2 separate regions of the Homo sapiens genome follow, and region 2 is linked to region 1. A link is a contact called in ENCODE Hi-C or POLR2A ChIA-PET data. All regions are on one chromosome and are shown on one strand. The core of a region is the stretch at or near the end of the contact, and the rest is flanking DNA. Distances in the headings are between cores, read along the strand shown.

Evidence for each region. Hi-C counts contacts between places; a loop is a spot of excess contacts on that map. ChIA-PET counts read pairs that join two places held with the same protein, here RNA polymerase II (POLR2A). Pooled maps may share reads with other maps.
Region 2: a loop to region 1 is called in a map of OCI-LY7, with 9 times the contacts of the local background. The contact joins two enhancer-like sites. A Hi-C loop is called at or near these places in 1 of 168 maps with a recorded cell type or tissue (OCI-LY7) and 2 of 50 pooled maps. POLR2A ChIA-PET finds 5 or more read pairs at or near these places in 1 of 52 experiments (activated CD4-positive, alpha-beta T cell).

What each region holds. Positions count from the first base shown.
Region 1 is chr17:81,204,057-81,209,985 of GRCh38, forward strand. CEP131 (centrosomal protein 131) reads right to left here. Exons shown (of 26, transcript NM_014984.4): 3 at 4,872-4,966; 4 at 3,069-3,183; 5 at 2,688-2,815. Among named protein-coding and RNA genes, the nearest start is that of CEP131, 16 kb to the right of the region's middle. Within about 2 kb of position 3,260, at least 2 of the 41 ENCODE cell types and tissues checked have a DNase peak (open chromatin) inside an H3K27ac peak, as active enhancers do; they include OCI-LY7, where a contact is called at or near this core.
Region 2 is chr17:81,247,956-81,253,884 of GRCh38, forward strand. It overlaps SLC38A10 (solute carrier family 38 member 10), which reads right to left. Exons shown (of 16, transcript NM_001037984.3): 12 at 5,118-5,285; 13 at 4,240-4,728; 14 at 3,538-3,657. Among named protein-coding and RNA genes, the nearest start is that of NDUFAF8, 12 kb to the left of the region's middle. RefSeq lists an enhancer at 3,726-4,393. Within about 2 kb of position 3,565, at least 3 of the 41 ENCODE cell types and tissues checked have a DNase peak (open chromatin) inside an H3K27ac peak, as active enhancers do; they include OCI-LY7, where a contact is called at or near this core.

The DNA.
Region 1 (5,929 bases), core at 2,010-4,509:
GAAAGGGGCATCTGCAGACCTGGAGGATTAGAAACAGAAGGGCCAGCAGAGAGCAACTGGGACACAAGGGAGGGTCCAGGCATTGTGGGGAGGGAGGGCGAGGAGCTGGCAGGTCCCGTGCCCCCACGGAGACACACTGTTCTCCCACAGGCATGGACAGGCTTTGAGGCAAAGGGGAGAATCTGGCTGCTCGGCAAAGCCCCTTCCCTCACTTGAGCCGCTAGCATCCACCCTGCCCTCCCCAGCTGGCCCTGCAGGTGGGGCAGAGATGGGTGATTCACCCAGGACAGCCACCGCCACCCCTCCCCAGCAGTGCAACCGGGCAGCCAGGACTCGAACCCTGGGGCGGGCTGGGGGTTTGTCTCTGGAGAGACTCAGCCTGTGAGGAGGGTCCCACAGACACTGGTAGGTGGGGATACTCAACAATGCCTTGCTCTCTGCACCAGTGCCCCGAAGTGAAGCCACCAGGCAATAGGCTTCCAGCTAACTCCTAGGGCCTCCCTTTTAACAAGAACCACCAAGACATCTGGGCAAAGACCAACATGTCAGAGGCCCAAAATCAAACCAACAGAACATGATGGGAATGAGGATAAGCAGAGAGCAGAGCAATGCACGAAACCTGCTCCTGCACCAGCCTGCACCTGCACCGGACCACACCTGCACCAGCCTGCACCTGCACCGGACCACACCTGCACCGGACCACACCTGCACCGGACCGCACCAGGCACCAGCCCACGCCCAGCACCAGCCTGGCCTGCACCTGGCACCAGCCTGCACTCACAAACGTTCAACAGCTGGTTCTTGGAGCGCGGCTCATCTGCCAATTTGGGTGGTGTGAATAACCTACCAGGACTGATTTTGAGCTGTTCAGGAATGAGCAGCATGGCATGTATTCATAAATGTTTTCAATAAAACACTAAATGGCCGGGCGCAGTGGCTCACACCTATAATCCTAGCACTTTGGGAGGCTGAGGCGGGTGGATCACAAGGTTAGGGGTTCGAGACCAGTCTGGCCAACATAGCGAAACCCCGTCTCTACTAAAAATACAAAAATTAGCCTAGTGTGGTGGCACACGCCTGTAGTCCCAGCTACCCAGGAGGCTGAGGCAAGAGAATCACTGGAACCCGGGAAGCGGAGGTTGCGGTGAGCCGAGATCACACCACTGCACTCTGGCTTGGGCGACAGAGCGAGACTTCGTCTCAAAAACAAAAACAAACAAACAAAAAAACACCAGAAGAAATAGCTTGAAAAGATGCTGCTCCTCAGGGGCAGGCGCCAGGGGTAGGAGGGGCGGCAAGAGTGTGGGTAGGAGGGGCAGCAGTGGGGTAGGAGGGGCAGCGGGGCAGTGGGTGGGGGGTAGGAGGGGCAGCGGGATGGGGGTAGGAGGGGTGGGGGGGTAGGAGGGGCGGCGCGGGGGTAGGAGGGGCAGCGGGAGGGGAGGTAGGAGGGGCAGGGGTGGGGAGGGTAGGAGGGGCAGCACATTTTAAGCCTATGGTGCTGTTTGACATTTTGGCTGTGTATGAACATATAACTGATAAATACTAAGGTAAATTTTAGGACCAGGTGTGGGGGCTCAAACCTGTAATCCCAGGGCTTTTGGGGAGGTCAAGGAAGGAGGATTGCCCGAGCCCAGGAGTTTGAGACCAGCCTGGGCAACACAGCGAGACTTCATCTCTACAACAAATTTAAAAATTAGCCAGGAGTGGTGTTGTGCACCTGTGGTCCCAGCTGCTCCGAAGGCTGAAGGGGGAGGATCTCTTGAGCCCAGGAGGTAGAGGCTGCAGTGAGCTATGATCGTGGACTCCAGTCAGGGTGACAGATGAGAACCTGCCTCTAACTTAAAAATAAATTAAAAAGCAAGAATTGAGCTGGGTGCAGTGGCTCACGCCTATAATCCCAGCACTTTGGGAGGCCAAGGCGGGTGGATCATGAGGTCAGGAGATCGAGACCATCCCGGCCAACATGGTGAAACCCTGTCTCTACGAAAAAAATACAAAAATTACTCGGGCGTGGTGGCGTGGTGGCACGTGCTTATAATCTCAGCTACTCGGGAGGCTGAGGCTGGAGAATCGCTTGAACCAGGGAGTCAGAGGTTGCAGTGAGCCGAGATCATGCCACCGCACTCCAGCCTGGTGACAGAGCAAGACTCCATCTCAAAAAAAAAAAGGCAAGAATTCTTCCTGTGCCAACCCTGGAGAATAACCACACGGTCTCTCCCCTGAGACTATTCCCTTGGCAAAGGCTCTAAATGCCGGAGGAAAAATGTGTCCCCAATCCCTTCCACTCATGGGTCCCCTGAGGCCTAGCCCAAGGAGCCCACACTCTCCTTGAAGGCTCAGAGGCAGCTGCCTGGAGTCTATTTCTTTTGGAGCTTCCCCAGGACCCCCTACAAGCCTCCTCAGCCAAGGCCCCTCCCCAGGCCCCACCCTCTCAGCCCCATGTGAGCCTCCCCAAGGCCTGAAACTCTTTAAGAGCAAAGCCTGGGCCGAGAGCCCCTTATGTGCAAGACGCCACCTGGCAGCCTCCTGCCTATGCCCTTGGGAATGAAAGCCATTCTTTCACTCACTCACTCATTCATTCATTCCAAAGCACCCTGAACGAGCCATAAACAAGACAAAGACACACACAGTCTCCACTCCAGGAGCTTCCCACTGGTGCCCGTCGTGGGCACCTGCACAGGTCGTACCTGTTGTTAGCAGTGAAGTTGGGGGCCAGGGCCACGGTGCATTCTTTCCTCCGCGGGCCCGCTGGTGAGTCAAGGGCACTGGAACTCCGGGCATTGGATGGCAAGGTGAAGCCCCGGGGCTGGTCATCCTGTCAGACAGCTCAGCCCATGACACCGCCCGCACACACCCAGACACCCCATCCCTTCCCTGCCTCTCCCACAAACGGGAGGAGCCACCAACTTCCCATACAGACAGGTGGATGTCCTGGGGTCTGCCATGTCAGATCTAAGCTTGACACCCTCCCTGCAGTGCCCTTTTGCAAAGGCAGTGAGAACAAATTAGGAACCAGGCCACAATCCCATCACAGAGACCAGGACGTGGGGCCGCATGCACCACCTTACCAGGACGTTCCAGGTGGCTCCCTTCTCGCTGGGGGCTGTGCTCAGGCTGGCAGGCCTCTTTTTCCCACTGGGGCTGCCCTCGAAGAGCATCAGGAAGTCTGTGGGCTCCGTTGGCCTGCATCCGAGAGAGGGCGGCACACAAGGAAAGAGTCACCAGCCGGGAAGCCGACGCTAGGCACACAGACCAGGCAGGTCCCGCGAGGACAGAGGGGCTGAGGCACTAGCAGCAACTCTGTTTCTAGGCCCAAAGCCCCCATCTGACCACTGTGCCTGGCCAGGGTTCCTCAGTGGAGCTGGGCGTTCAGGGTGAGCTTCCATCAGAAGCTTCATCAGTCACACCGATCACAGTTTCTGGGGACAAGGGCCTTATTTGTTTTTTCTTTTCTTTTTTTTTTTTTTATGTTAGTAGAGATAGGGTTTCGGCTATGTTGCCCAGGCTGGTCTCGAGCTCCTGGGCTCAAGAGATCCTCTCACCTTGGCCTCCAAGAGTGCTGGGATTGCAGGTGTGAGCCTGCACACCCGGCTGCCCACCGAGGGCCTTAAATACCGTGGCTGCCTCTGCTGCCACCCTCTTCCCTGTGAACCAAGAGCCACACCTGCTGCTGCTCAGAGCAGAAGGGGAAGCACAGCTGGAAGGCATGGGCTGGTGGCCAATCCCCACTGCCACCCTGCCCCATGGGAGGCCACAGCTGCGCCGAACACAACTGATCAGGTGGGATCAAAACCGTGGCCTGGCTGAGGGTGGTGACACACCAAACACACCACACACACACATACACCACACACACCACATAACACACACACCACACACCATACACCACACACACCCCATACACACACACACACCACACATGCACCACTCACAAACCACACCCCAGACACACACCACTCACACCACACACCCACACACCACACACCCCCCACACACACCACACTCACACCACACACCCACACACCACACCACACACACACACTTATGCCACACACCCACACACCACACACATACCACACACACACACCAGCTGGCCTTGGCAGTCCCTTGCTTGGTGGGACTCCACGAAGCTAGTTGCTGAGCTAAGAGCGGCTCCCGGAGGCTGCACTGGATAGGGTGTGGTGGCCGCAGTTCTTGGTCTTCCCAGGAAGGGTCCACCCGGGGCCCTTGGTGACCCAGAACTCAGCCTTCATTAGGTCCACGGCCCCACAGGAGCACCCTGCTCGCTCGGGGACAATGCCTGGTGGGAGGTGGTGTCAGGACCTCGCCCACCACTCTGGGCTAGAGGATGTCCCCCCGGAGGCTGCTGGCCACCACCGGCTCCACTCCCCACAACACCCCCACTGGGGCCATTGAGGCAGCTCCTCCCCAGCCCGCTGGTTTGGAGGCCGCAAGGGACAGTGGCAGGGTTTAAGTGGGCAAAGGTGGGAACAGGGGCGCACAGCGTGGGGGTTCAGAAGGGTCACAGTGCTGCCCCTCTCGCAAATGACAGCTTTTGACATTCAGAGGGCAGGTGGAAAGGGCTTCAGCGGAGCCCTCAGGCAGGGTCCCAGCAGCCGCCGGGACAGCAAGGAGGAAGGGAGGGATGCAGTGCAGGAGAGTGTCTGCCTCAGGCCTCCCGCCCCAATGCGAGAGGAGGCCTGGGACACAAAGCTGGCCCGTGAGGTCACTCCAGGCCTCACTAGCCAGCAAGGGCCCGGGACCCAGGAGGCTGGAGGAAGGGCAGAGCAGAGGCAGGGAGGAGCAGGCCAGGGTGGGGCACCTGAGGTCCCGGGAAGGGGCCAGGGTTATCCAAGGGCCTTAGGGGTTACCTGGGGGAGCCGCTCCGAGGCTGGCTGACCTGCGTGGTGCTGTTGGATCTTCTAAGGTTGTTGATGGCCTGGGAGCCCCCAGGCCCTGTGGCCTCCTGCAAAAAGGGAGAAAACAGTTAATTATGCAGCAAAGGCTCACTCACCAGTTTGCTCAGCCTCCGCCAGCTTTGGAGAAACGCAGTCAGAGAACAGAGGGGTGGCCCTAGGGTTACAGGTGGCCCAAGTGGCCTCAAAGGCAGTGGGTGGTCAGAGGGGCAGGAGCACTGGACAGCAGGGCAGCGCGAGGGGGGCTCAGGCCCGACCTCTAAGAGCTTCCCCGTCCCCGCATCAAGCAGGAGCCCTTCACCCCTGGCAGAGGGAGGGCGGGAAGGGAGCTGCTCACTGTCACCCACCAGCTCCCAGGAACCGCGAGCTCCCACCTTCAGTGGATGAGAACCCCTGGGGACCCTTCACCCCGCGGTCTCCTCCGTCAGCAGGGTGGGCACCCAGAGCGACTCTGTGGGGTCACGATGAGGACTAAGGAGACGCAACCAAGACCAGGTGCTGCAAGACCTGGTAGTGAGTGCAGCCAACTGCCCAGCGGTTCCAGGTCCGTGGAAAGGGGTGGAGGGGAGGCTGCGCAGCAGACACTAAGCAAGGATCAGAGCGCTCGGAGAAGCGGACGCTAAGCGAGGATCAGAGCGCTCGGAGAAGCGGACGCTAAGCGAGGATCAGAGCGCTCGGAGAAGCGGACGCTAAGCGAGGATCAGAGCGCTCGGAGAAGCGGACGCTAAGCGAGGATCAGAGCGCTCGGAGAAGCGGACGCTAAGCGAGGATCAGACCGCTCGGAGAAGCGGACGCTAAGCGAGGATCAGAGCGCTCGGAGAAGCGGACGCTAAGCGAGGATCAGAGCGCTCGGAGAAGCGGACGCTAAGCGAGGATCAGAGCGCTCGGAGAAGCGGACGCTAAGCGAGGATCAGACCGCTCCGAGAAGCGGACGCTAAGCGAGGATCAGAGCGCTCGGAGAAGCGGACGCTAAGCGAGGATCAGAGCGCTCGGAGAAGCGGACGCTAAGCGAG
Region 2 (5,929 bases), core at 2,315-4,814, 44 kb after region 1:
TTTTTTTTTTTTTTTTTTTGAGACGGGAGTCTCACTCTGTCACCCAGGCTGGAGTGCAGTGGCGCGATCTCAGCTCACTGCAAGCTCCGCCTCCCGGGTTCACGCCATTCTTCTGCCTCAGCCTCCCGAGTAGCTGGGACTACAGACGCCCGCCACCGCGCCCGGCTAATGTTTTGTATTTTTAGTAGAGATGGGGTTTCACCGTGTTAGCCAGGATGGTCTTGATCTCCTGACCTCGTGATTCGCACACCTCAGCCTCGCAAAGTGCTGGGATTACAGGCATGAGCCACCGCACCCGGCCAAAAGCTGTCTTCTAAGGGGAGCATGGGAGCTGGAGCGTCAGTGAGGCCCCCGCCAGCCATCCTAACCACCGCTCCTGAACACCATCCACTGTGGAAATTCTGGGCAGGTCCTGCGTGATGGGGAGCCCCAGTGCACCCCGTGTTAAGAGCTGGTGCCTGCAGCAAGGGCCAGAGGACAGGCCTGCCCGGGTTACGGCTGGCACACACTTGGTGCAGGAGCACCCGGTCTGACTCGCTTCAACACTGGCCAGTTATTTGCCGCAAGCGGCTGTGACTTATGTCATTTTTACAAGATGTTTTCAAATTATTATAGGAAGCTTTGAAAAATGATGGGTTAGGGCTGTGAGGCATAAAAGTTCAATCCAGGAGCGAGAAGGATGTTTTGTGAGTGGTGAGAGCAAATATCTCAGGGACGGCCCTGCATGCCAGGCATAGACTGACGTGCCGGCCCAGCCTCCCCAGTGGTGACACCATGACCAGCCAGAGAAGTGCAGGGTCAGCATTCTCCCAGGAACGCAGCCCTGGGCCTCGCCCAGACCCCTGGATGTGGGGGACAGGGCTGGCTCCAAGGAGATCAGGGCCATGGGGCCGGCCCTCAAGCAGCAGCCCCTGCTCCCTGCTAGCACCCCGGGCCAGACGCCTGCCTGCAGGGAAAGGCCATGACGGGCAGAGCAGGTCTCCCGCACACCTCCTTTCACAGGAGGAAGTGCAGGTGGCAGACCAGCCACCTCGGCCGTGGGCCACGTGCTCGCCCTGGGTGCTGCGGGGCTCAACCACGGAATGTCAATGGTACAAGGACGAGATCCCATGTGCTGGTGACACCTCCCCATACTCCAGGGCAGGGTTCCGAAAGAGCAGGCACCATGGCCTCACTTGCTCCTCAAAGGACTAGCCCTGGGCCTGGTGCTGGGAAGAGGAGGAAAGAGGAGACAGAAGGGAGGAGGGGGAGGGGGAGGAGGGAGGGAGAAAGAGGAGGAGGGAGAAGGAAGGTGGGGGAAGAGGAGGAGGGAGGAGGAGGAAGGAGGGAAGAGGAGGAAGGAGGGAAGAGGAGGAAGGAGGGAAGAGGAGGAAGGAGGGAAGAGGAGGAAGGAGGGAAGAGGAGGAGGAGGGAGGGAAGAGGAGCAGGAGGGAGGGAAGAGGAGGATGAAGGAGGGAGGGAAGAGGAGGGAGAAGGAGGGAGGGAGAAGGAGGGAGGGAAGAGGAGGGAGGAGGGAAGAGGAGGGAGGAGAGAAGAGGAGGGAGAAGGAGGGAGGAGGGAAGAGGAGGGAGGAAGGAAGAGGAAGAGGAGGAAAAAAGAGGGGGAGGGGGGAAGGAGCCATGCCACGTCCAGCCAGAAGCCACGTGGGACACATGTGAAGCACCGTGGAGGAGACAGGCTGTTCCTACAGCCAGAGCCCACCAAGACCACGGGGACTGGGCTGCAGAAGGCACGAAGCCACCCACCTGTTGAGACCCATGCAGATCTGTCAAGGTGGCCCATGAGGCAGCAGTGCAGGCAGCGTCCCCCCTTGGCTGGTGCCCTAAGCAGCCTGCACTCAGACGCTTGCAGAGACCAGCTGCCCTCTGATGACAGGCAAGGCCACAGCAGGGCTGAGAAGGACCACGGCATTTGTAACACAAGGGAGCAGAGTGGGCATCGGGACCCTGCCTGAGGGGCTGTGGCTGAGCCTGGGTGCGTGCGCAGGTCTGGGGCCTGACACGTGTCCCCATGCAGGGCTGTCCCTGGGGCAGGTGTGCCACCGAGGGGCTGCGCTCAGGTCTGTGGCCCGCCAGACAGGCTCTTGACTTCAGCACACTCCTTTGGGTTCGTACCTGCTACTATCTTTTTAATTTCAGCTGCTCGTCCCGTTGAGAGGCATACGGAAGAAAGGCAGAATAGGAAACCGTGAAAAGTCTTTTTCAGAAAGAAGAAAATCAAAAGAATCAAACAGGTTCAGGTAACAGAGCATAGGAATTGGAACCAACAAACATGGCCAGACTAAAACCGGAGACAAAACCCCACATGCCCGAACTCCTGAAGTGGCTCAGAGCTCCGGGAGCCCAGGGGGCGCCTTTTGGCTCTGCCTTCCGCGCTGCAGGTGCAAGGAGGGCGAGCTGCACCTGGAGAAGCCAGGCCGCAGCGACTGGGACGTGGCTGCTGCACCTGCCCTCCCTCGGACCGGCTGTCCTGAGGCCACAGGGCAAGATGCGCGGGCAGGAAGCGTGTGTCTTACGAACATCCTGGGAGGTGCCCGTGCCAGGGCTGGCCCGGAGCTCCCACACCTGCTCCCAGGGGCTTGGCACAGGAGGCTGGAGCGGCTGTGCCCTGCGACCCCCACACAGATCCCTGGAACAGACCCTCTCAATGCTGAGGCACACGTGGACCCCGCATGGGGCAGGGTTGACCATCTTGAGAGAAGGCTTGGACACTGCCACCAAATGCACGTGACTTTTGGTGAGCGGGGGCCCAGCCACACACCCTCAGAGGGCGGGTGGACCCCTAGCCTGGGAGAGGACATGGCACAGAAGCCTGTCCCCAGCAGGCTCACAGACGGGGCTGCTGCTACCCAACTGCATGAGGCCACAAGGAGGGGTCGCAAAAAGCCAACAGCTGAGACCCAAGGGGCGAGAAGTTTGGAGGAGGATTCAGAGCAAGTTTTATTCTCAGGAGAGCAAAGGCGTAAGGAGCTTTCCTGGAGGGACAGGTGACAGATCCCTGTAGATGAACACAGCCGAGCTCCGAGGCCCGAGGGTGTGGGAGCAGTGCTCTGGGCCAGGGCTATGCTAGGACCAGGGCGGGCACAGCCACCCCCAAACTGGGTCCCCTTGGGGCACAGCCTTAAAATAAACCTCCACATCTGGGTGCAGGCACGCCCACACCTGGCTGGCTTTAAATACTCCGAGTGTTAAAACTGTTAACAAACCTGCTTTAAAGACGAAATGGTAATCACAAGCCAAGTGACAATGCCGCAGGTGTTTTAAAGGGGAGCAAGGGAGATAAAACGGTAATCACAAGCCATGTGACGATGCCGCAGGTGTTTAAAGGGGAGTAAGGCAGATAAAAGGTTCCCAGAAAGCAAGCTGCTGATGGGAAGGGAGCAGAAAGCTCTCCGAGGGGTCTGCTCAGCAGGCGGCTGGAAAGAGAAGGGGGGCCTGGCAGGGCTCCCGAGGATGACCTGGGCATCACCCCAGGGCTGGGGGAGGGGGCTGCCGCTCCCTGGGCCTGAGGCAGGCGGCTGTAGGGCGGAGGCCTTACCCTCCAGCTGGCTGGCCGCCTGGTTTCCACCCGCTCGCTCCACGTCCCTCTGCTCGCGAGGCTCGGGCGGCAGCCCAGGCCCTGGAGCCGGCTTCTCCGCTGGGAGGGGAGGCTTCCCACCTGCACACACGGTGAAGACTCAGAAGGTTTTGCAGGAAAGTCAAGGGAGGGTTTGGGGGGTTGGGGGACAGAAGGCAAGGGCGGGACAAAAGGAAGTGGCAGATGTTTCTAAAGTGACACCCCCGTCAGCACAGTTTATATTCAACCTGATGATTACTAGCGAAGCAATAAAAAAATATTTAACAACCTCATAGGCTTGTGGCAATGAGCCAATGGTAACTGCCTTCGCAATTAAAATGCAAGAACTGTCCTAAGCAGCTCTTAGACGGGCACTTAACAACGTGTTACCTGTCAGGCGCCCCCCGCGCCGCCCCCCGTGTGCGCCCAGACACACGAGCACAGCGCGGCACCTGACATTTAGTGGTCTGGCAAACAACTGTGTGACAGATATTACAGTAGCTGTCAGCCACCAGCCTCTTCCTGTCCCCACCAGCTGCCGGGGCCCGCTCCATTTGCATGCTAATCTGGTGCAGGGAGAGAGACTGGGGACTGAGGGAGGAACCATCGATTCTGCTGCCCCTGCCCAGCCTCCCCAGCCCAAGAGGGGAGTGTCTTCCGACACGAGCCCAGGCTGACACCCACCGTGGTCGCTGTCCTCTGCGGGCTGCCCTGTGTCCCCGGCGGCGTTGCCTGGCGGCGGTCCCCCCTTGGCCTTTTCCCCTCCACCCACCGCCAGGCCGTTCTGCTGCTCAGACAGCACTGCCTGGGGCCGAGGATGCAGGCCCCTGTCTCCTGGCCCCAGGTCCTCCTTTGCAGGCTGGACAGCTGGCTGACCATCTGCTTCTGGAACTTTCTGGGGATCTTCAGGAAGATCACCCGCCTCCTCCAAGGCCTGGGCCTGTCCAGGCCTCTTCCCAACCTCTCCCTGCTCCGGCTCTTGTTTCTCTCTTTCTGAGTCGGGCAGAGGCGGCGCCATCTGGCCCTGGACCCCTGGAGCCTTTCCGCCCGCGTGTCTGGATGGAGGTTTGTTCTCTTCTGGCACCTCTCGGTCTTGGCCTTCATCTACCACCACCTTGTCGTGAGGAACAGGAGGCTCGTGGCGGTGGGCCTCGCCCACAGGCACAGCAATCCCTGCAAGGGCACGGGGGACAGATGGGGTCAGGCTGAGGCCCCTCCTTCCCTTCCCAGGGAATTAGAACTGGGTTCTTCCCTGGGTTCTGGCTCCCAACAGTGTGACACAGGCCAACAGATACCACCTCCCCTGCCGGCCTCCCTGCTGCCTGGCCAAGCACAGCTGATGCTAAAGTTCAACAGGGGCAGCTGCAAACAAGTTGCTCTGGGAGGGGCAGGACATTCATCTGAATTGAAAGACAGAGAAAACAAAAAGGACCAGAACTTAGGCTGGGCTGAAGGGAAAAAGATACACACAGCCCTGAGAGCCACCCCGCAGGGTGTCCAGCCTGCAAAGGAGGACCCGGGGCCGCCCTTCCCCATCCGCACCCCCAGCCAGTGCCCAGCACCTTGCCCAGGGCGATCGAGCTGTGCCTCCTCCGGTGCCTCCTTGCCATCTTCCCGTCCAGGCACATCCACGGGCCCCTTGATCTGGGCCTGCTCCAGCTCCTCTCTCTCCTTCGGCAGCTTCGGCTTCTCCCGGCCATCCTCAGCCACGGCCACAACCGGATCCTGGGCTGGGAGCAGGGCACAGTTAGGGAACTGCACTGCCAAGCAGCTCCAGGAGCGGGGCAGCTCTCCCTGGACTGTTACCATATTTTCCAGCCAAATGGCAGAGTCAAAGCAGTTTCTTTTTCCTGTTCGATCATTAGCAGCTAAGTAGCACAGAAAACTGTCATTTTTCATGTGTATTCACAACAAAAATATGTCAAAATGCGATTTACACCTAACTGGGGGCAGGGAGAACTAGACTCCATGTAATACTCAGTCATTACCACCAGATGGCGGCACGAGCCCACCGACCCACTCTCCCACAGTCCCCTCCATTACCATCACCTCCATCATCACCGTCATCACCGTCACCTCCACCACCACCACCACCATCACCGCTATCATCACCATCATCTCCATCCCTACCACCATCAACATCACCATCATCACCATCATCTCCATCCCTACCACCAACATCACCATCATCACCATCACCATCACCATCATCACCATCTCCATCCCTACCACCATCACCATCATCATCACCGTCACCATCATCACCATCTCCATCCCTACCACCATCACCATCATCATCACCGTCACCATCATCACCATCACCGCTATCATCACCACCATCTCCATCCCTACCACCATCACCATCATCATCACC